Regions from separate parts of the Homo sapiens genome. Here region 2 is linked to region 1. The links are chromatin contacts, found by Hi-C or POLR2A ChIA-PET in ENCODE. All regions are on one chromosome and are shown on one strand. The core of a region is the stretch at or near the end of the contact, and the rest is flanking DNA. Distances in the headings are between cores, read along the strand shown.

Region 1 (3,431 bases), core at 403-2,902:
CATTCATATCCAGGTGGTCATTAACCCGAGGAAATGGTTATTACTGAGAGGTGAAGAAACCAAAACTCAGAAGTCTGAGACTAGTCCAAGATCACACGGTCCTTCACTGAGGGGAAGTGGACCCCTGGCTTCTCGACTCTGGTTTTCATAAAAGCAGAACGTGGAGGCTTCCTTTTTTGCATCCACAGAAATGGAGAAGCATGGGGACAGCTGAAGATGACAGTGGAATAGGGATGGGAGTGGGAAGTGAAAACTCTACCTAGCTGGTCTCTATCCAATTCTTCCCCACCCCCCACAATTATTTTTCTAAATATTTAACTGACAAAAGACTGTATATATTCAAGGTGCACAACGTGATGATTTAAGTACACACTATGTAATGATTACCACAGATTAATGAACACACCCACCAGACCCCATGCTGTACATTAGGTCCCCAGAAATTGTTTATTCTATAACTGAAAGTTTGTACCTTTGATCATTACCCCATCCCCATCCACTATCCCCTGGCAATCACTGTTCACTGTTCTACTGTTTCTTTTCTTTTGACACAGTCTTGCTCCATCGCCCAGGATGGAGTGCAGTGGCACAATCTCGGCTCACTGCAACCTCCACCTCCCAGGTTCAAGCGATTCTCATGCCTCAGCCTCCCAAATAGCTGGGATTACAGGTATCTGCCACCACGCCCGACTAATTTTTGTATTTTTAGTACAGACAGGGTTTCACCATTAGGCTGGTCTCAAACTCCTAACCTCAAGTGATCCACCCGCCTCGGCCTCCCAAAGTGCTGGGATTACAGGCGTGAACCACAGCGCCTGGTCTGTTCTGCCGTTTCTATGGTTCAACGCTTTTATAGGTTCCATATACGAGATCACACAGTATTTGTCTTTCTGTATCTGGCTTATTTCACTTAGCACAATTCTTCAGCGCAGTTGTAAATGGAATGGTCCCTTCGGCCTCATAACCCTGTGACGACAGGGCCTGGCCCTCCAAATCCTCCTCACCCAGGCAGGCCCTGCTCTGGACCAGCCCGCCCGCTGTTCCCGCCACAGCACGGCCACTGTCCCTTCTGGGGCAGGGCATGAGTCTGTGCAAAAGCAGCGCGGCAAGTAGCTGGAGTTTATAGTTACGCGGGTGGGGTGGGGCCGGAGGTCGGCGTGAGGCGAAGCCCAGCCTTCGGAGACCTGTCTGGGGGTCGGGACCCTCTCTCGAGGGCAGGCGGACAGGCGGGGAGCTTTAAGCCGATCTGTGTCATGGGGTCGCTGGGCGGGCGCGGCGGCAGGGGCGCCGGGAGCGGCGGACTGGAGGGGCGGACTGAAGGCGGAGAGGCGGCTTTGGCAACCCCAGTTTTCCCCCACCCGCATCCCACCCCCCCACCCGATCCTGTTGCGGGGTTCGAGCCGGGGCAGGGGAGGCCGACCCGAGGCCGTGAGCCCAGGCCTACCCCTGGTGGGCGGCGGGGTCCCAGGCCCCTGGCAGCCGGACGCTCTGCACCGCCTTGTTCCGGAGCGCGCCGTCGTGGTAGATGCGGCTCATTCTCCCGACCGCCCGGGCACCCCGGCACAGAGCCGGCGCACTGGGCTGGGGGCGCGGCGCGGGAAGTGCTGCAGGACGCGCGGGGACCCGCGATTCCCAGCCGGCGGATCCGGGAATGGCGCGGCCCGGCCCTCAGGCGTTCCTCGGCGGGATTTAAAGGGACCGAGCTCCATTCCTGCACGCCAGGCCGCGCGCGGCAGGAGTTGGGCTTCCGGGAGGACCCTGGCTGGGGGCTTAGCACAGTGGGGCAGAAAGGCCATGCTTTTCTCTTGTCTCTCTCTCTTCCTCATTCCTAGAGGAAGATCCCTGCCCCAGCACACGCACAAAAGGGAAATTGAGGCCCCAAGATCCTATTATAGAAGATCCTTTGTAGGATCAGCCCGGGAAGGATGGGTTTCTGGGAAGCAGGAATGGAGAACAGCCACTGGGGAGGATTGGGTGGTCAGCTTAGAAGCTGTCCATTATGCCCCGCCCGCGGCCCTACAATGGCTGAGTCAGGTATCCCAGGGATCTGTGACGAGGGAGCTGGGGCATGGGTGTCGGACCAAAGACGCCTAAGTTTGAATCCCAGCTGTGAGCTTGGGCAAGCTCCTCAACCTCTCTGAGCCCATGCTTCTTCGTCTGTAAAATGGGGTCAGTATCAGGGGGATTGTAAAGTTTAATGAGCTCACCCTTTCTACAACATAGCATTGCCCTCCCTCCTTCTTCCTGCACAGCTCCTGAACTCCTCCCTGGCCCCACAATGCCCTTTGCCCAAGTATGTCATAGTCCGCAGGTGCATTTTCCAAGCCTGGTACAGAAGATTCTTCTGACCCTGGGATTGTTGAGGAATCTTTGTTCTTTTGTTTGGCTTCTTCGTGCCAGGCCTCGGGGCAGGTGGGCCCATTCAGGGAGGCCAGGTGTACCCCGGGAGAGGGGGCGGCATTTAAAGGGGGTGGTGGCCAGGCAGGTGCCTAGGAGTCTAGCATGAGCTGTCAATGTTGGAAGAAGAAAGCACCCTCTCCCTTCCCTGCTACACACACACACACACACACACACACACACACACACACACAGACAATGACTTTCTTGGGTCCTAGGCACTTTTGTTTTCAAAGGACCCTTTCTCCATTAAAAATTTTTTAAAAAATTATTATCTTACCACTGGGTTGGCATAAAGATGAATATATGAATTATATATATATATATATATTTTTTTTTTTTTTTTTTTGAGACAGTCTTCCTATGTTGCCCAGGCTGGAGTGCAGTGGTGAATCTTGGCTCACTGTAACCTCTGCCTCCCAGGTTCTAGTGATTCTCCTGCCTCAGCCTCCTGAGTAGCTGGGATTACAGGCACTCACCACCACACCCGACTAATTTTTGTATTTTTAGTAGAGATGGGGTTTCACCATGTTGGCCAGGCTGGTCTCAAGCTCCTGACTTCATGTCACCACCTGCCTCTGCCTCCCAAAGTGCTAGGATTACAGGCCTGAGCCACTGCTCCCAGTCTAAAGTGTTTTCTTCAACCTAAACATATATTTTTTTTTCTGCATCCAATCATCCATTACTAAACATATTTTTAGGAAGAAAGAGCACCTGTAGTCCCAGCTACTCAGGAGGCTGAAGTGGGAGGATCACTTGAGCCCAGGAGTTTGAGTCCAGCCTAGGCAACATAGCGAAACCCTGTCTATTAAAAAAAATTAATGAAATTAAATTTAAATTTTAAAAGAATAAAAACATTTTGTGGACCGCTAAAAGTATGATGGGCCTAATGGATGAGTCAGCCCCACTCCTAGCTGGCCTACCTGGCTGCCCGGTGTATGTCTGAGAAGGAAAAACATAGAAAAGCCCTACTGGAAAGCCCCTCTGGGTAGAACTGTCCTTTGGCCCTCTCTGCTCAAAACCCTCCAGCTGCT
Region 2 (3,765 bases), core at 182-2,681, 310 kb after region 1:
CAGGTTCTCCTGGAGGACTCATCATCATCCCTAGAGGCCTCCTGCTCCTGCTCCTAAGTGCAGCAGGTGCTGGGTAAGGTGAGGGCAAACGAGTGCTGGACTTGGGATCAAGACACAGGTTCAAGTCCTGGCTGCCATTCTGTTATTCAGCTAACATTGATGAAGCATGCACTCTGTGTCCATGTACTTTTAGGTACTGGAGATTTAATTGTGAAAAAGCAGGCTTGGCACAGTGGCTCACGCCTGTAATCCCAGCACTTCGGGAGGCTGAGGCAGGTGGATCACAAGGTCTCCACCTCATGGTCTCCTGAGTGTCTCAGGAGTTCGAGACCAGCCAGGCCAACATAGTGAAACTCCGTCTCTACTAAAAATACAAAAAACATTAGCCAGGCATGGTGGCAGGCGCCTGTAGCCCCAGCTACCTGGGAGGCTGAAGCAGGAGAATCGCTTGAACCTGGGAGGCAGAGGTTGCAGTGAGCCGAGATCTCGCCACTGCACTCCAGCCTGGATGACAGAATGAGACTGTGTTTCAAAAGAAAAAGTAGTCAGTTTACAAATGTTATTGGCGGGGCGTGGGATGGAATGAGGTGGTCAGGTAACATTTCATTAAAAAAGTGACATTTGAGCCAAGATCAGGAGAGAGTGAGGAGCTGACAGTGGCATATCTGGAGGAGGGGCAGGACTTTTGATTTCACTCTGAGGGAGGTATTTGGGAGGCCAGGGGAAGGCTGAGCAGAGATGTGACATGGTCTCACCTGTGTACTAAGAGGGTCACTCTGGCTACTGTGGTAGAGAAGCCTCCATGGGGAAGGACAGGAGGAGGGAGAGCAGTGAGGGGCGAGTGATGATGGTGGCTCGGACCAGTGAGAAATGCTCAGATTCCGGATGCATTTTGAAGATGGAGCCACCAGGATTTCTGGGTGGGAAATTATGGGGTATGACCGACAAGAAGAGTCAAGGCTGACTGGGTTTGGGGCCTCAGCGACTGAAAAGACAGAATTAATGAAAGTGGCAAGATCTCGGGGGGAAGCATGTGTTTTAGGGAGGACCAGAAAGAAGCTTGGTTGCAGGTGCCAGTTAGATACCCCATTTGAAGGTGATGCATGAATCTGGGGTTCAGGGTTCAGGGCTGAGCAGTCCTCCTGCTCTGGGCTGTGGCTTCATCAGCTCCCAGCTTGGTTGGGAGGGGCCTGTGGCTTCTGAAGAGGATGCTGCTGGGGAATAGTACAACTCAAAGGGGTAGGATTCTGTGCCCTCACCCCTAGGCCGAAGGAAAGTTTGCCAGTCACAAAACTAGCTGAGCCCCTGGGCTCCCTGCAGCACACACACTCTGTGCACGCTCCACTGTGCCCCAGAAAACCCGTGGGTTCTTTGTTCCTAGACTTGAGTGCCCCATCCCCAGTCCTGGGAGCAGAGGCCGGGCCTGGGTGTGGAAGGGGGGGCTCGGCGGTGCCCCCTGGTGGCATGCTTGGGCGTGGGACTGATATCCCCTCGCTCCTTCCCCCCAGCGCGACTGTCAAAACTACATCAAGATCCTCCTGCCGCTCAGCGGCAGTCACCTGTTCACCTGTGGCACAGCAGCCTTCAGCCCCATGTGTACCTACATCGTGAGTGACCTGTCCTCAGCCCTGAGGCTGACCTGGGAACTGCCCCTCTTTCTGCCCCAGGGATCCTGTTCTGTAGCATAGACCCCTGAGGAAAGGCAGGGCCCAGAGGGAGGTTTCTAGGTACCACTGGCCTCCAAGAGCCCTGAGGTCCCACACCCTGGCACAAAGCGCAGCCCTGACAGCCATGTCTCCCTGTGCGGGGAGGCGGGGGCACATGCGGTCACTTACCCATGAAGATCCTGTGCCACCCAGGCCTTGCTGCCCTCTTCTGCTTCTTCCAGCATCTCTCCCTCTCCTTTGCTTGATTCTCTTGTCTTATCTTGTACACCCCCTCCTCAGCACACACCCCTAGCAGAGGGTGGCATTTGATGCTGTGGGTTGGAGCCCAGCTTTGGGGTCAGACACACCTGGGTTTGAATCACATTGCTGCCCCTTCCAGGCTCACATCATTTTATTTCTTTTTTCTTTTTCTTTTCTTTTTTTTTTTTTTTTTTGAGATGGAGTCTCGCTCTGTCGCCCAGGCTGGAGTGCAGTGGCACGATCTCGGCTCACTGCAAGCTCTGCCTCCTGGGTTCACGCCATTCTCCTGCCTCAGCCTCCCGAGTAGCTGGGACTACAGGTGCCCGCCACCACGCCTGGCTAATTTTTTCTATTTTTCGGTAGAGAGGGGGGTTTCACCGTGTTAGCCAGGATGGTCTTGATCTCCTGACCTCGTGATCCACCCGCCTCGGCCTCCCAGAGTGCTGGGATTACAGGTGTGAGCCACCGCGCCCGGCCAGGCTCACATCATTTTCTAAGCCTCACCTCCTCCGCCAGGTGGGTCTGATAATGTGTCCCGCGTCGGGTCACTGTGAGGCAGTGTGGCACTGTGTCTGGGTGAGGCCTCTCCTGAGGCCGACTGTCCAGGTTCAAACCCTTCGGCACCGTGTCCTGGCTGAGGAGGACGGCGTCCCTGACACCTGACCCCTTCTGTCCCACACACCTCACCTGCCTGCAGAGTTGCCTTCTCCTGCACGCCTCTCTCTTTCTCACCAAGCCTGCTCCTCATTCCCTGGAGTGCCCCTGAGCCCATGTGTCCACCCTCCTGCAGAACATGGAGAACTTCACCCTGGCAAGGGACGAGAAGGGGAATGTCCTCCTGGAAGATGGCAAGGGCCGTTGTCCCTTCGACCCGAATTTCAAGTCCACTGCCCTGGTGGTTGGTGAGTGTTGAGGGCAGGATGGCTTCATTGAGGTTCCATGTAGGGGCACACAGGGCTAGAGGGCTAGCTTTGGACAGGCTGAGTCCATGCCATGCTTATTTCCAAGGGGACAGAATGGCCAGGGGCTTGCCTTGGGTTTGGTTTTTCCAAGTTCCAGCTTCCTTCTCTGCCCACCACAGGCAAAACGGGCAGTGCTGGGGTCACTCTGGGCCCTGAGCAGGGAGAAGGGGCCGTGCTGAGGAGCCCATTCCCATGGGAATGTTTTCTTGGCAGATGGCGAGCTCTACACTGGAACAGTCAGCAGCTTCCAAGGGAATGACCCGGCCATCTCGCGGAGCCAAAGCCTTCGCCCCACCAAGACCGAGAGCTCCCTCAACTGGCTGCAAGGTGAAGTCCTCTTGCCACCACCCAGAGGGCAGGGATCCTGTTCACCCAGCCCTAGAAGGGGGCACTTTCCCCCAGCTTGGCCTGTCTCCAGGGTTCCTGGGCTGACTCTGAGCTCCTGACCTGGTCCCTACAGACCCAGCTTTTGTGGCCTCAGCCTACATTCCTGAGAGCCTGGGCAGCTTGCAAGGCGATGATGACAAGATCTACTTTTTCTTCAGCGAGACTGGCCAGGAATTTGAGTTCTTTGAGAACACCATTGTGTCCCGCATTGCCCGCATCTGCAAGGTGAGGGGAACGGGCTGACAGGGTGGCCACCCCAGGGACCTCAAAGCCTCCACAGCTGCAAGATCACCCACATCCATGCATGGCCTTTCCCATCCCGCCAAGGAGTACAGCTTGGCTAACAGCTTTTCTCTCTCACCTTTTAAATTAAAATATCTTACTACTTTTTTCTTTTTTTTTTTTCTTTTTATTTTTAGACAGGATCTTTGCTCTGTCACCCAGGCTGGAGTGCAGTGGCACGATCACGGTTCACTGCAGCCTCGACCTCCTGGGCTCAAGCAGTTCTC

The links. Hi-C counts contacts between places; a loop is a spot of excess contacts on that map. ChIA-PET counts read pairs that join two places held with the same protein, here RNA polymerase II (POLR2A). Pooled maps may share reads with other maps.
Region 2: a pooled map shows a loop between it and region 1 (2.4-fold over the local background). The contact joins the enhancer-like site here to the promoter of ARPIN in region 1. A Hi-C loop is called at or near these places in 3 of 168 maps with a recorded cell type or tissue (ovary, prostate gland and psoas muscle) and 12 of 50 pooled maps. POLR2A ChIA-PET finds 5 or more read pairs at or near these places in 5 of 52 experiments (BJ, HEK293T, PC-9 and 2 more).

Annotation. Positions count from the first base shown.
Region 1 is chr15:89,911,300-89,914,730 of GRCh38, forward strand. It overlaps ARPIN (actin related protein 2/3 complex inhibitor), which reads right to left and starts at 1,653. Exons shown (of 6, transcript NM_182616.4): 1 at 1,445-1,653. The coding sequence starts at 1,536. ARPIN-AP3S2 (ARPIN-AP3S2 readthrough) reads right to left here and starts at 1,653. Exons shown (of 10, transcript NM_001199058.2): 1 at 1,445-1,653. The coding sequence starts at 1,536.
Region 2 is chr15:90,218,285-90,222,049 of GRCh38, forward strand. SEMA4B (semaphorin 4B) reads left to right here. Exons shown (of 14, transcript NM_198925.4): 4 at 1,509-1,607; 5 at 2,698-2,809; 6 at 3,083-3,196; 7 at 3,330-3,481. Among named protein-coding and RNA genes, the nearest start is that of CIB1, 14 kb to the right of the region's middle. RefSeq lists an enhancer at 3,079-3,765. Within about 2 kb of position 1,432, at least 5 of the 41 ENCODE cell types and tissues checked have a DNase peak (open chromatin) inside an H3K27ac peak, as active enhancers do.